2 separate regions of the Mus musculus genome follow, and region 1 is linked to region 2. A link is a loop called in an ENCODE intact Hi-C map of the cell type or tissue named here. Cell type or tissue: left cerebral cortex. All regions are shown on one strand. Links, peaks and the distances in the headings refer to the core of each region. The heading gives the core; the rest is flanking DNA.

Evidence for each region. A loop is a pair of places that touch in the nucleus more often than their neighbours do. Peaks named below come from ENCODE experiments on the same cell type or tissue, not always from the same donor. Only the 100,000 strongest peaks of a DNase experiment are listed, where the experiment ranks them.
Region 1: a loop joins it to region 2, with 2.6 times the contacts of the local background. A loop is called at or near these places in 3 of 42 quality-filtered maps.

Annotation. Positions count from the first base shown.
Region 1 is chr1:11,060,581-11,068,921 of GRCm38, reverse strand. Prex2 (phosphatidylinositol-3,4,5-trisphosphate-dependent Rac exchange factor 2) reads right to left here. Exons shown (of 40, transcript NM_029525.1): 2 at 7,525-7,596; 3 at 3,006-3,128; 4 at 807-911. Among named protein-coding and RNA genes, the nearest start is that of Gm24173, 69 kb to the left of the region's middle. In left cerebral cortex, for the core only: a CTCF peak has its summit at 3,571; DNase peaks (open chromatin) are centred at 2,610, 2,712, 3,383 and 3,522; H3K27ac peaks cover 595 bases.
Region 2 is chr1:10,986,646-10,994,986 of GRCm38, reverse strand. Prex2 (phosphatidylinositol-3,4,5-trisphosphate-dependent Rac exchange factor 2) reads right to left here and starts at 1,522. Exons shown (of 40, transcript NM_029525.1): 1 at 1,078-1,522. The coding sequence starts at 1,194. In left cerebral cortex, for the core only: no CTCF peak of the experiment used is centred there; DNase peaks (open chromatin) are centred at 1,140, 1,516, 1,705 and 3,848; H3K4me3 peaks cover 1,594 bases; H3K27ac peaks cover 2,171 bases.

The sequences.
Region 1 (8,341 bases), core at 209-8,208, 74 kb before region 2:
ATAAAGCTATGCATTAAAGAAACTACAGGCCCAACAAACTACTCTCTGTTTCTCTTCATATAAAGTCTCCAAAAACATGAAATCTGATCACTAATCACAACACCTAAGAGGTATATTAGGCAGAGGGGTTACAAATTTGAGGATACTCTGCCCTATATAATAAAACTATCCAAAAGAATTTTTTTTTAAAGAAAATGCCACTCTATATAGAAAGTAAATCAGTGTAGTCTAGAGCAAATGAGGGAATAGGGCTACGTAGAAACAGGAGGTAATGAATAAGTACACTGAAGTGCTCTAAAGCCAGACTTTGGGAGGACGGCCTACCAACTCATCTCTTAATCAGATGCTTACAAAGACACCCCAGAGCTGTCAAAACGTGCCTTTAATGTGCTACCTTGACATCAATTCCTGATGCCTTCATGAAAACAGAGTAAGGAATGTATATAGGTAGGAGAGCAACTTGTCTTTACACTTGCTTCCTTCCTGTGACCGTCCCTCTTCAAATCCTCTAAGGCGCAAGCAGATCTCTAGGGGGCTGATGATGTAAGGCGAAGGTAAACTCTGACCTAAATTCTTCGCTCACCAGGAACCAGGAGATCGCACACACATTCCAGGTCAACCGGAAGAGGAAATTGGCAGTATTTGTCACACACAAGCTCATCCCAGATCTGGATGCTTGAATTGTCCATAGACTAGCTCAAAGTCTGCATATGCTAAGAAGTAACTCATGAGAGCGTGTCACATGCACTCTTACAAGTAGGGCCTTCAACCAGCCAATGTATAATAACAGTTGAAAATGCACTTACCAGAAGAAATGTCCGGATTGTTCTTATTTTGTTCAGTTCAAGAAGCAATTTTTGTGCCTTTTCATGGTTGCTGCAATATTCATCATAGATACGAAACTTGTCCTTCTGTTAATTATAGAACAGAATAAATGAGAATCACTGTATATCACTACTACTTTGAAATTTTAACCCATGTGATATGCATAACTAAAGTCTACAAAGGTATGATATCTCAAGAGATATACTACATACATATATGCATATATATGTATATTATTTATTTTCCCCAATTCATAAATATACCCTAGAAAAAGAGATAATAAATCTACCAAGATAAATGTAATAATAGAAGAAAGTCACTTTACACAGAGGAAAGAAGCATGTGATAAATCACGCATAAATCATGAAAACACAACCCTGAATTTCATGTTAACCAATTCTGGCAATTGTATTTATAAAGGATATTGACAAGCAAGACCATCAACAAATAACTAAGATAACAGCAGACCCTGACAATACAACATCCCAGTGATTGTTTCATAGAAAGATGTTTCAGACAGAAAGTTCAATAAACAGTACGATTGCTACTGTAAAACTGCCTTTATTCTGTGAGAAAGGAACAAGTCTACAGAGCTCCAAACCAGGACCATTCACTGGAAATGGGCAGGCCAGTGATGGACAGAGATGTGATTCATCAAGATCTTCTAGTGGTTTAAACTGCCAGTAAACAACACACACACAGTCTGCAGTGTTAGAGGAATTCTTTCCAAAACTGAAGACTTTTGCTATCACAATCTCTGGTCTCTCTTACCATCTGTAAAGATGTTCTTAAAGGAGTTATGATTAATAACTATCAAAGGAGCCCAGTGAAAAACACAGATAATTTATTGATCAAATATGAGAACATAGAATGTCCTTTGTAATTTCAAAGACACACAGAATAGTAAGTACTATTTCATATAGCCAGCAGCACATGTATCAAATCACTTGCCTCAAGAGATGATATGAGCCACAACAAGAGTAAAGTTCAGAAATCTGAGCGACATTTACGGGTGATAGATTCATAATGCGGTACTAAGGAAATGGCTGTCGGGAACAAAGTTTCCATGACCATGTTTGGCCTGGGATGACAATTTCTCCAGCTGGCAGGGGGATCTAATTCTTCTGTGAAGGGAAACTGGCTTGAAGAAGTGGATATGAACATCACAGCTTCCAGCCATAACCAAGAAATGCATAGTGTAATCCACTCAGACCTGAGGAACGTTTTCCTTTGACAGAATTATCTTTATGAAATACAGATTACAAAAAGAGCCTGTTCATCCTATATAGATAAAGAAACTACAAGATAAATGATGACATGGAAAACATACTCAAAGCTTCTTTTGGGATATAATACTCTCATCCACTTGTTTAGACAAGTCATTGGGCAGCCATTTGATTCAGGGAAGCATTCAGAAAATAAGCATCAATGGAATGGAATCAACCATGACCTTTTAAAATATTTGTTCTTCTAGTATGGATGCCCTTTAGTTCTTAAAAACAATTTTTACTAGGCAGGAGGCGTCTTCTTTTGCAAATTGATTACATAATTCCAGCTACCCTGCACAAATACACAAAACTGATAACAAGGTCCATGTTGCAAACAACTCAGCTCCTTTCCCTCATTCTTTCCACAGCACCACAAACAAACTTCTGAGACGCCACCCAGGAGGAAAATCAGTCACAAGAACCAGGGTCTGTTCACCTCCAGGTTTGCTACCAGCCAATTAACAGGGGAACATTCTGAGCAATAAAGGGCTCCTAGCGCCATTATAAGAGTGAGAAGTTTCTGCCTCAAAAGAAAAAATGTTCTATGTTTGAGGGAAACATAAAAATCCATTCATTATGAAACAGGCTGAATATTCATTAGAATTCAAAGCTACAGAGGATGCGAAGAACTAGCTTGTCAGGAAAAAGAAAAGGCTGTTTATTCTTTGAGTGAAACAAGATGATGAGAGACTCCCTCCCCTTTTCTGGCTTTGAGGGCAAGATTTCAATGGCCTTAAAAGACCCCAAACTTCTGGTGTCAGACTTTACTCCTCATGCTGAATTCACACACACACACACACACACACACACACACACACACACACACACACACAAAACACACACAAAACTCTGCCAAGATGTGATCTTTAAAATCAAGAGTTTGAAAACAAACAGGAAAAAAAAATATCCTACAAAGTGAAGGAAGCAGGCTCCCACTTCCTGCTGAGCACTGGGTTCCGGATATAAGCATTCTTCTACAACTTTCAAGAACTCCTTATGAACGATGAGGATCTCCTCGATATTGGAGAATAACATCTGTAAAATAAATGCATAGATAAAAACTGTAAGTGTAGTTGTGAAGCAACTTTGAAAAATTAAATTAAAAGGCCCATGAGGACACAGCATCCTAGACAGAGCGCTACATCACGGCATCTCTTACTCCCACCTGGAAAGCAGAATATAGTTTTAGACTTTTCCATTCCCACAAAACTCTGGGGATGAATACACTATGCAGACTCTCAGGAAAAAGCGTAGGGGGTTGGGGGGAGGCACAAATCCCAGCCTGCCGGTTCTAGTCTCTTCCCAGAATGCCTGTAAGTACAAGTGTAGGGCAGACTTGCTGACAGGCTTTCAGGGAGGTCCTTGACGCTGTGAAAGGTATCCTGAAATGAACCTTCTTTCCTGCTTCTCTCAGGTGCTTGTGTGTAGAAGTCATAGCTGGGTCAATTGCTCATTCACTATGCTGCACCCAGATGGCAGAGTTGGGTACTGCAGAAGGCTAGCAATACTTTGCCCACTCTGAAACAGCATAGATGTTTTCTTCCATCTGGAGTCCCTGTCAGTGAAAGTTTTAGAGGCCATTTCAACCACAGGTTGGTTTTCTTTGAGCCCAAAAGCTTGTTAACTGAAGTTCCTATGGTAGAAAAGCCTGCAAGTTAAATATATAATCTAGAAGGTAATAGGCTCAGAAGAATCTATAAAAAAACCTTAGATTTTTTATTAATAAAACAAAACACTAAGTATAATCAGTGACTACTTCAGAAAAAAATTTTAAGTTTTATTTCCTTGTGATGAGAAAAGATACATAATTTCAATTTATCTGAATTTGTTAACATTTAAAAACATAATTTGAGTAAATAGACATATCACATTCTGCTTTCCCTTTTGTACCTCCCAGAGAGCCCCCCTTCAAAACCTGCAATACCTTTGATTTTTTATCATATTCTTTAAAATTTATAAAATATTGTAACAATAAAAATGAGTATTATAAAAGTTGTTAGATATGAAAGAACAATCAATTGAATAGTCTTATGCAGATGTTTGTCTACAGCAATACTGAAAATACATACATTTTTCTCAATATATTTTAAATAATTTCAAATATATTAACTATATGATATGATATTTTAAAATAATATATCACTATTAGTTTTTTTAATGAACATAAATAGATAAAGTCTTTTTGTTCATTTGTTTTGTTTTTAGTACAGCTTAAAATCTTGGCTCTTACTGTGGTACAAACACAAAATAAGAACAGTTTTTGGACATTGGAGTTCATTGTAATAAGGCTGTACTTGAATGTCCCTCATATCACCAAACAATCTTACCTCCATAGTAGGTAAGCTAAGAGTTGACAGTTCTGCTGCACCAAGGAATGAATTGTAGGCACCATTTTTGGATACAGATTTCCTGCTATGGTCAAAGCTATTTGACTTGAGTGATTATCGTCATTCTCAGCCCACAGGGAACAGGTTACATTTATTTAAGAAATGGTGTGTGTGTTAACATGGTCCATCCATGAAGTCATTCATTGACTGTTTCAATGAACAATGGTTCTGCTTGGAGGGTGGCACAGATGTTAGGTGAGGGTAAGATTCTGGTTCATTGGCTGTGATGATTTTGAAAAGCATTCATCTCAGAATAAGAGTAACTTATAAAGTCCTCTTCTTCAAAATTGATACAATAGTTATAAATATCAAGCAAAGCCTTCAGTCTTACTCTTTGCTGTTCTCTTACAAGCCACCTCCCAAATTAATTGTCTACATTTCTTCTGACTGTATAAATAATTTTGAAATATGTAAGCTGTTCTGAAAACCATAGTAGAGTGTAAAAACATCAAATAAACAATCCTACTAAAGAGAGGCTGAGATAGGAGAAGCATGATTTCAAGACAATTATGTGGCATACAGCAAGACCCTATCATGTACAAAGAAGCAGAAAATGTATGTGGATTGTACAGTATTGTACAATTGCACAACAATTTCTCCCATTACCAAATTAGAGACACCACAGAATGACAGTCAACAAATTTCTAATTCCTCATATTTTTGATTTTCAAAATCGATTAGGATATGTTGATAATATTAGTTTTCATATTAACAAATATTTAGAAAAAGTGATTATTACTTCTTGTTAATTTTCTTGTTAGAAGTGGAATTATGTTTGTGTGGGTTTGTTGAAAGATTACTTTCTTGCTTCTTCTAGGGTGTAGTTCCACTCCTTGTGTTGGTGTTTTCCATCTATTATTCTTTGTAGGGCTGGATTTGTGGAAAGGTATTGAGTAAATCTGGTTTTGTCATGGCATATCATGTTTTCTCTGTCTATGGTGATTGAGAGTTTGGCTGGGTATAGTAGCCTGGGCTGCCATTTGTGTTCTCTTAGGGTCTGTATAACATCTGTCCAGGATCTTCTGGCTTTCATAGTCTCTGGTGAAAAGTCTGGTGTAATTCTGATAGGCCTTCCTTTATATGTTACTTGACCTTTTTCCCTTACTGCTTTTAAAATTCTTTCTTTCTTTAGTGCATTTGGTTTTTTGATTATTATGTGATGGGAGGAATTTCTTTTCTGGGCCAGTCTATTTGGAGTTCTGTAGGCTTTTTGTATGTTCATGGGCATCTCTTTTTTGTAGGTTAGGGAAGATTTCTTTTATAATTTTGTTGAAGATATTTACTGGCCCTTTAAGTTGGGAATCTTCACTCTCTTCTATACCTATTATTTTTAAGTTTGGTCTTCTCATTGTATCCAGGATTTCCTTGATTGTTTGGGTTAGGACCTTTCTGCTTTTTGCGTTTTCTTTCACTGTTGTGTCAATGTTTTCTATGGTATCTTCTGCAACCAAGATTCTTTCTTCTGTCTCCTGTATTCTGTTGGTGATGCTTGCATCTATGACTCCTGATCTGTTTCCTAGGTTTTCTAACTCCAGGGTTGTCTTCCTTTGGGATTTCTTAGTTGTTTCTAGTTCTATTTTTAGATCCTAAATGGTTTTGTTCCTTTCTTTCTCCCATTTAATTGAGTTTTCCTGTAACTCTTTAAGGGATTTTTGTGTTTTCTCTTTGAGGGCTTCTAGTTGTTTACCTGTGTTCTCCTGTATTTCTTTAAGGGAGTTATTTATGTCCTTCTTAATGTCCTCTATCATCATCATGACAAGAGATTTTAGATCTAAATCTTGCTTTTCAAGTGTGTTAGGGTATCCAGGATTTGCTATGGTGGGAGAATTGGGATCTGATGATGCCAAGTAACCTTGGTTTCTGTTGTTTATGTTCTTATGCTTGCCTCTGGCCATCTGGTTATCTCTAGTGCTACCTGCCCTGGCTATGTCTGACTGGAACCTGTCCTTCCTGTGATCCTGGTTGTGTCAGAACTCCTCAGAGTCAAGATGTCTCTGCAATCCTGAGATTCTGGCAGTCAAGCTGCCTTTGTGACCTTGAGATCCTGGTGTGACCAAGCTCCTGGGACCCTCTGATACTGGGTGTGTTAGAGGGCCTGGGAGTAGAGCTGCCTCTAGGTGTTGTAGGGCTGGCTTCAGAGTTTGCACCCAAGGTCAGCTCAGGGCACTGGCCCAGACAGACCGGAAGCAAAAAAATTAATTTTTATTTACCTACCATTTTTTAATTTCTATTTTCAAAATGTTCACAACCCCCCCATCTCTCTGTCTCTGTCTCTCTCTCTCTGTCTGTCTCTCTCTCCCTCTCCCTCTCTCTCTCTCTCTCTCTCTCTCTCTCTCTCTCTCTCTCTCTCTCTCTGTGTGTGTGTGTGTGTGTGTGTATGTGTGATGCTGTGGATGTATATTAGGGTGGGGTGGGAATGGAACCCAGACCCTCAAGCACTACATACTCTCTAGCAACCCTCTGCCACCTGGGTAATCAGCAATGTTTCTCAGTTGGCTCCTATGATGACTGCAGTATCTTTATTACTATCCCAGAACACATACCACCACTAAGCTCCATCCCTGGACCCCTTCCCTATGTTTTACAAGAAATGCTTCTGGTATTACTTTTGTGTTGGGGTACTACAATCTTTTCTGCACTCCAGTAGACCATCCAAATCTTGCTCATTAGAGATTATAGAGATTGGAATTCCCATTTCCCCGTTTCTTGCCTTCTTGAACTACTCTGACAACTGTCTGCCATTTGACTCAACTTTCTCACAGATACTGAAGTTATTGTCTTCTTATTCTTATTTTTCTTCATCTTTTCAAATGGTTTCGTGAGCTTGGTAAAGAAAACAAATTTTCTACAACATGTAACCTATCCTCTTCCTTTCCTTCCCCAATCCCTAGCTCCCTCTTTCCAATTATCAACACAAGTCACTGGTACAGGAACTCAAAGTGGAGCTGACACTGAATTGAAGAGCCCTGCAGGAACAACTGATGATCACAGCATCGTCTTCATGATACCCGAGCTTGGCTGAGTGTCTAAAGCTGCCTGCTTACCTTCACTGTTTCCTCCGTCACATTTTTATCAACCTTTGCTGCTGCACATTGGTTCATTCGATGCAAGAAGGCCTGTGTGAAACAAGAGAAGACATTATGAGGGCAAAGGTCATGCCATAAAATGACTTGGTACTGAGCAGAATGAGATTAAGCCCCATACAAAACACTAAAGCTTACTACTGGGCATTCCAAAGCACACCGGTAATACCAATAGTTGAGTGGCAGAGGTAAGAGGATTGTCTAAAGATCAAGACTAGCCAGACCTCTATACAGTGAGATCTTGTCTCAAGCAAACAGACATAACTGGAGATTGAAATTCTAGTTGCTGAGTACAGTAATGTTGTAATAATATGTGAGATTATTGTTCCCTATTGCTCCTACCTCAGAATTTCACTTCCATTACAATGCTGAGGCAGAGACTAAACTAATCTAGTCTGTATGAATTAAATTCATCCACCTCATCCTCAGAATTCAAGGATAAACCTTTAGGATCAGGTGCTTCCTAAATTTTAAGTATTGCAGAGCAGAGTAAGACCAAAATACAATGAATGAAAAATGACATTTCAACTAAAAAGGCAAAAGGACCTAAAATTCTAAAGTAACTCCCTTAGTACTGTAGGATTAAGGGAAAGAGGGAAGGAGGCAGAGAGGGAGGGAGGGAAAGAGGGAAAGAGGGAAGGAGGCAGAGAGGGAGGGAGGGAAAGAGGGAAGGAGGGAGAGAGGGAGGGAGGCAGGGACAGGAAAAGAGAGATAGGTACATCATCTGCACACTAAGGCACACTTGCCAGTAACTGCTTGCAGGAAAGATCCTTTCCCA
Region 2 (8,341 bases), core at 267-8,266:
TCCAGCTTGTGTGTTATGCATCTCCTGAGACCTGAGATGTTGTTCTTCCTGACACAGCCAAGTGAATTTCTACAGGGTGGCTGCTAGCACAAACTTTACAGACTGAAGGAAACTGAAGGAGGAAGTTCGGAGTTTGAAACATTTCCCTTCCAACCTGGGGCTGGGGGCAGGATAGAACACTGGGATGAAGGAGAAAGTGGCCGGAGGATCTGGGTGGGGTTTTAACTCTTTTTCTGAAGGCCGCTCTCAAATATATCAGGATGGACAGGAACTGGCTGTAAATTCTTTGTATTTTCCGCAATGAGGAAAATTCCATCCTTAGGTGATGTCTCAGGAGTTCATTTTCCCACAGTTTTTCCTCTTCTGCTCTGAGACTGAATGAAATGATTTGGGGGCAGAATTCCAGTGAGTCAAACTGGGACCTGGAAACAGCTCCTGCCCAGTCTGTGAAACCCTGAAATTGTCGACTCGAGGTGAGTTTCATGATACCATTTTCAAGTGGTCGGCGTGCACAGGAGACTAGGACCCAAGTGGAGGGCAGATTTAAATCAGGAGAAAGAAGATTGTAGAGCTGTGAGGGAGGCGCACACATGTGGCTTTAATATGCAACAGCTGCCAGGGATGGTGACCCCGCTGCTCTTGCTCCTTCGCCTCCACCCTCAGAATCCAACGTTTCAATGATTATACCTAAAGGGACTTCACTGCTGTTGATCTAATAACCGACTCCGGCTACACAACATTCAAGGACTTTTAAAACACTGCATGTACCTGAAGGTAGCAAATTGAGACACAAAATCAAAACAAAATATGAGCCGAAAGAAAGAGGATAAGGAAAATGACACAATGAAATTTGCCCTGGGAGATGGATAAAGAAAATTAAGCGCAGATGGAACAGGCAGAATGGCCACTGGTTAACTTCTCCCACGCGAGTTCTTCAAGGCCTTGGCCACTCTGCACCCGTTCATCTACAGGTCTGTCCCCCGAGTCCCCGCGGTCCCCGCGTCACCTTTACGGATGCCGGGTGCTGGCGCAGACAATGCTCCAGACTTGGTGCCGTGCGCGGGGCCGGCTACTCACCGACACCAGGAACTCCAGCGTGCCCACGTAGTCGCGCTCGGTCTTCTGCAGCTCGCTGAGCACGCACACGCGCAGGCGAAGCTGCTTGTCTACTTCCCTGGCGCTTTCGTCGCTCATGGTGGCCGGCGGGGCGCGGAGCTGGGGGCAAGTGCGCTGCCCCGCGCCTGCTGCCGCCACTGCCGCCACTGCCGCCAGCAAAGTTGCCGCCTCTGCCGAGTCCCAGCCGGAACGCGTAGCTTCACATGCTGGCCGGAGGCCGGGGTGTGGGCAGAGGACTGTGCTCGGGCTGCGGTGCGAGCGCGGGACGCGCGGGACGCGCTGGACTCAGAACGGGACAGTCCCCGGAGAGCGGGAACCCAGCCCGGCCCGCTGCTCCGGCCTCACGCGGCTCCAGCCCGAGGGGAGGCGGCTCCAGCCACAGCGGTGACTTGGACATCAATCAAATGCTTTCAATCCATGTGACTCCGACCCTTTACCCTTAGCCAAATCTCAGGAAAAAGGAAACACAACCCTGGGGAAGTGTATCCTGCCAGCTAACTAAACACACACACACACACACACACACACACACACACAGGATGGAACTAATCCGAGGTTCCCAAACCTAGAAGGACACTTGTGAGGGCTGCTCTTGGGAATCCCGCCCACTGTTTAGCTTTAATGTGTTTTGCACCAAGTCTGAAAGCAAAGAAACAAGTCCCCGCGGTTACATAACTGCTTGGGAACAAAACAACCACACCACTGACCCTCCCGCGTTTGACAAGGAACACATTGATTTTGAGTTTTCGTCTACTACGAAACAGGTTCGGTTTATAGAAAAAAACAGCAAACAATGTTATTTCACAGGCAGACAACCTCTGTCAAAGCTTGAAATGTCAATTAGTGTGATAAATGAGGACATCAGAGCAAAGTAGCAGCCCTTACCTATGCACTGATTCACATAGAATAAGCATCACCCTGGCTGAGTACTTTGTAACACCGGGTGTATCTAAATTTTTTAAGTCTCACTGTAGTATTTCACTATCAGTTTAAATTCAAGAATATTTGTTCTCAGCTGTTTCCAAGAATTGTAATTTTAAAAAGATACAAATGTTGGATGAGGATGCATAGTAGGTGATTGACAGATGATACCTGAAAGACAGGTGGATGATAGCTGATTGACAGAGGACACACAGAAGCTAGTTATGCTTCAGTTTTGAAATGGAATGGCCAACGCATTTGATTTTAATGTTTAAGTTTATTGAATTCTCCCTTGGGACCAGAACCAAAACCTATAAATCTAACAAACCAAGTGATCCATTTGCATTTCCATCTAGATATTATCAACACATACTTTCAGAGCCATTTTTTCTACTTTACATAGTGTACAGCTAATGACATTTAAATAAATGGAAGTCGCACTCCTGAGGCAAGGAAGAGGCGGCCAAACTTGTTCCAAGATTCAGCAACCTGAGATAAACTAAAGATGTTTCCCTCGTTATTTACACTAAAGTTATCTCCAGTTTCCCATAAGTCTTTTCAAAATATGATTGTGACTTCCATGAAACAAAAAGGAATCTCGTACCTTCTTCTCATATTAAAGATTCAATATTTGAATAATATGAATGACGCTGATGGGAAAGGTAGCTTTTCTGTTTCCCTTGCATCTGGCTATTTAGAGGCAGCCAGGAGCAAAGGGCAAATAGTGTGGACAGCTTCACACAATAGCAGAAGAACAAAGGACGCAAAAGACAGACCTCACAGAGCCTGGTAAACAATAAACAAAAGAAACCAGAAAGCAGAGGAAATACACCCAACAGCTAGTGGGAATCAACCTCTCTGTGTTCCACAGGTAGTAGTGAATGAATGCACTTTTTGCCCCCAAGAGAAAAAAATGATATAAACAAGACAGAGTTCCATCTAGTGCTCTGAATGAAATAGAATGTTTTCTCTTGCCATTTGTTCCCAGTTAGAAAGCCACATTTCTATCAAGCCATTTTGTCTATGTATAGACCTCTAGAGCAAGCATCTTACACTTGAAGAAAAACGTACTTGAGTCTTAGTCATCATTGAGGCTTTACCTATCCAGAAACTTTGGCTGTGTTCTACAAGATGCCTGGGAGACCAGTATGAAAACCATGAAGTGCTAGGATCCGAGGATCATGTAGACCATGAGTGCTAGGAAAATATTTCAGAACACAGGTCATAGGTCACTGCACTGCAGTTACTGGAGGTCTCCTCAAAACGAATATCCCTTCCCCTACCCTCCATGATTTTTTTCTTTAATTATCTCAAACATTATACCCTATATTCTTTCAACAGGGTCCTCAGATTCTTAGACTCCCTAACATTTGAAGTCCACCCTCTAAAGACTTACAATTGAGTTAGGGACAGAGTCAGGTACTTAAATAATTCCATTAAAAGACACACTTCAATAATTGTTTTGGGAAGAAAAAAGCAAGTGGAAGCTATCAGAAAGATATTCATTTTAATTGTGTGAAATTCTTATTTCTCTCAGAAGTGTCCATGGAGAAATTATTATGCTGTTTGTGGTCTCTGCCCTCTTTTCTCCTCCTCCATCTTTGCCTCAGTATCATTTGTAATTAATGAACAACTCCAGGACACCTTGTAGCTCACTCTGCCAAGTCCTCTCTAAGAGAGGACTCTCACAGAGACCTCTGCAGCCCTGGCTGAAGTCCGTAACTTCTCATCAAAGACTTAAGAGCATAAGAAAACAGGCCTAGAATATCTGGAAACTTTCACTTTGATGGTAAATAAGGTCTTTCACAGGCTCTGAATGTGTTGTGTCCCTTCCCACTTCCTCTATTGAAACCTCAGGCTGTGCCTGCCAGGAAAAGGAAGGCAACAAGCAAGATGATGGACAAGAGCCAGGGTTTTTTTTTTTTTTCCTTGAAATACTAATGAGGTTAAAGCCTCCAATAAAAAAGCGATGGGGGGTGGGGGGAGAAGAAGATAGAAATGGCTGAGTTCTGGACTAGCTCAGCCATTAAATTTATTTCGGGTGCATGAACTTGGTTGGTGCAGTTGGAGTGGATTCTAAGGTTCAAAAGGCCCAAGGGCAGAGCACAGTGAGCTTCCTTTGGTTTAGCCCAGAGAAGGACTACTCTGGCCTGAAAGGCTGGAGAGTGCAAGGCTGTCTCTTAGCAGGAAAAGAGCTCTCCACTTGCCTTTCAGAGACCAATCATATTTGTGTCTTGGACATATCAATGCCACTATCAGCTCAGGGAAAGTCACAGATCAAGTCTGGATGCCAGTTCAGTAAGAGCTTAAAAACAAAAGACAAGATTGCTTTACTGCATGACCATCTCATTTAATAGAAACTGGTCTTCGTTATCACCTTAAAGGCTGTAATCTCTAGAAGATGATTTCATGACACCTTGATAGACATAAACAGGCAGAATCATGGAATTACACTAATGTACATATAGAAGACCAGAGCAACAGGTGACTCCTTAGGCTATTTACAATGTAGGTTTCAGTTCATGCTTAATTCCCCAGTTGTTGCACGTCAATTTGTTTACAATTTAATCAGATCAAGTACAGCGAGTTATTGAGTAAGTCATTAGTTCTTTCTTACTTCATTAGTTCTATCTTACTCTTAGAAGGTGAATAGCTTAAATGGCAAACTATAGTACTTGGAAGTCACATTTTAATTACCGATGTGACGTTGTGGGACATAGAAAACAAATCAAAAGTTTGAATGGTACTTCAGTGAGAGGCTAGAGTTCTCTCCAGATGAACTTGATTAAGAACAAGCCACCCTGATAGCCCAATTCTAATGATGTCATGAGAAATCATGTTCTCATTATAAAAACTAAACTTATTAACATCCCAGTAAAACAACCAATGAGTCTAGTGTTAATCTCAGGAAAACACCTTCCCTGTGGTACCCATCTTCCGGCAGAGCCTTTGATTCCTTCCTCAGTATAGGTCTCTGTGACCTTACAGATCTTCAAACCATGCCATACTTCTCTCTTCCTACCTTGTCTTTAGTAGAGAAACTAACAAGGCCCAACATTAACACAGCTGCAACCACATGTCAGTAATGGAGACCACTACTTTGAAGGTCATTACACATAGGTGTGATCAAGGTAAGCCATTATCAGCGAGGCCTTTGCATTATAAAGCAGGAGGGATTGATTATAGGCGGGCCATGCCGAGTTCTTTATACACGAACTGATGAAAGCAGAATACCTTTCCAGGTGTTATTACAGTGGGAAATACAGCTATGGAGAAAGGACACAAGATGCAACAGTGCTGGCCTTACCGGCACATAAGTGTGCCCACAAGCCAAGGACCAGGCAGCCTCTAGGATCTAGGAGAAGCAAGGATCTTACAAAACCCAAGGGAACACAGCCTTGTTAAGACCTTGATTATAACCCAGTATAATTTACATTGTCCCTCTAGCACTAAGAACTGTATAAGGATAAATGTATGTTTAACCAATCACTGAGTTTATGCCAATGACTCATTTTCTTCATTCCTTTATTTTTCAATCTTTCTTCATTCCCTCTCATGTGGTCATTACTGCCATGCTGATCTTTAACTGTCACTAAGTGTTTCTGTTTCTACTAGTACTGAAGGAAGGCTGGTCATTCTCTGCATCATGTGACTTTTCCCCAGGCTTTTTACAGTGTTGACTGTCACTCATCAAGCCAAATTCTCTCTTGCTCCTCTGGGTTGTGGTTTGAATAGGACTGGCCCTCATAGGCTCATATGATTGAATGCATAGTCATGGGGAAATGATACTCCTTGAGAGAGATTTAAAAGTCTTACTCGCGTTCACGCGACCGGCCAGGAAAGACGCAACAAACCGGAATCTTCTGCGGCAAAACTTTATTGCTTACATCTTCAGGAGCCAGAGAGCAAGAGAGCAAGAGCTCTATTGCTTACATCTTTAGGAGCCAGAGCGCAAGAGCGCTAGAGTGCAAGAGCCAGAGCAAGAGAGAGAATGGCGAAACCCTGTCCCTTTTTAAGGAGAATTATTCTCCGCCTAGGACGTATTACTCCCTGATTGGCTGCAGCCCATCGGCCCAGTTGTCATCACGAGGAAGGCAGAGCACATGGGGTGGAAAACTACCCTTGGCACATGCGCAGATTATTTGTTTACCACTTAGAACACAGGATGTCAGCGCCATCTTGCAACGGCGAATGTGAGGGCGGCTCCCCACATAAAAGTAGCCTTATTGGAGTATTTGTGGCCTTCTTGGAAGTATGTGACACTGGGGGTGGCCTTTGAGGTTTCAAAAGCCCAAGCCAATCCCAGTGTCTCTCTTCCTCTTGCATGTGAATTTAGATGTAACAATGCTCCTCCAGCATCATGTCTGCCTACAAGCTGCCTTGATTTCTGCCATGTTGATAGTGGACTGAAACTATAAGCAAGCATCAATTGAATTGAAAGATCCTGGCAGAATGTAAAAGGACACAGAAGCCCTGAAATTGGCAAGATAGATGTCAGTGTTAGCAGAACTAGCTTCACTGATTTAGAAAAATAGAGGTGCACAATGCTCTGGCCACTCTTTGAACCTGTGTGTCTGCCAATGTTTTGACCATTCCTTGACCCATGTGTGTGCCCACTGGTGAAGCCCATTGCCAGGTGTTTGTGATATTGGTTGCTGGGGAAGAGTCAGAAAATCTCCCCAGCAACCACAGCCGAGCAATCCTGAGTTGCTACACCTGCACCAGACTCTTTCCTTGTACCCCTCCCATATCCATTTCTTGAGAATAGACGTTGTTTAGATCTGGAAATCCCCTACTCCCCCCCCCCTTCTCCTTCCAACCCTGGGCACCTATAAAAACTGGGACCTCTTTCCCCTCGAGGTGGACTCCTCTACCCCTGTGTGGGATATGAGTCGTCCCCAGAGCTCTGGCTTTCTCCGAATAAAGCCTCATGTGGTTTGCATCAAGCTCGGTCTATCGTGAGTTCTTGGGTGTCCGCTATTGTCCTGAGGCCTGAGCGAGGGGCTCCTTTTGGAGTCTTTCAGACTGTTCTCCTTTATAAGAGTAGCTTTGATCATGGTCTCTTCACAGTAACAGAACATTAAAAGTCCCTGCTTCTCTTTGATTCTCCAGTTCATCCATGCCAAGTTCTCCATGTTCCATTTCTAAAAGCTGATGTTCTCTAGAGTTTGCCCTTCCTCTAATTATTCTTCCCTGGCCATTCATCCTTTATCTCCTGGACAAAGGTTGCCCCACTGAGACTTAGTTGGTCCCTCCGTTGCCATCTTTCTCACACATGAGTATTGACTGGTTATCCCAGATGAGATTTGAGCCAGGAAGCCAGGAAGAAGAAGGTCAACTTTGAGTTGTTTCTGTATCAAGCTGATATGAGCATGTAAAGAACTGGTTCTATGGTCACAAAATTATACAAAATAAAGAGTATTTCATAGAATAGAATAGGATAGCCTTTTTCACTATTTTCAATTTAAAGGTAAGTGTCAACTCTAACCCACCACCTCTGACTACACCTCCTATCCCTCCTACTCAGCAATGTGTACCCAAGTCAGACTAGAATTCCAGACTAAAACACCAAGCTTCACAGTAAATTACAGCTCTCCTATATAATGGATTTCATAAGTCTATTGCAATTGCAGATCCACCAACAAGATGAACTACAGTTTTTGTCAATGTGACCAATAGTCTATCTAGATCCTGGCCTGCAATTACCAGTCAACAAACATTTGCTTGCTGAATACATGATACAGAGGATGGGATGGGAAAGGGCATTCACTGGGATGATTCTGTTCTCCCGGGGCTTCACCATCACACTTCTAAATAAGGATGAGTCTGGCTTTGCTTTCTGCTTCTCCATTATCTATTCTTCAATAGGAGAAGCAAATATAAACGTTCCTTAGAGGAAAAAACGTATATGTAAAGCATTCTCACTGCAGATTGTGAGCCTGCTTAAGGAAAAAGAATAAACAAAAAATGTACTTATTTCACTGTTTTATCAAAGAAGTATTACTCATCTTGTTAATGACTTAATGGAACCCATCTAGTCTATTCTCAAGCTAACAGTAAAACACAAGAAATACCTGATGGTAATTAGCAAAAAACAATCACAGTTACTAAAGCACAAAGGTAATTTTACCACCATAGGTATTTAATACGCCAGCTATCCCTTAGACACGGAAAAGAGTCTTCCAATATACTTTAGGAATAATATCATTAGAAACTAAAACCACATTAAACAGTTAATTACATTGTTTATAAAAAGAGTACTGGATTTTATACTTTAAATATTTACAGAACAATCAGGAGGAAA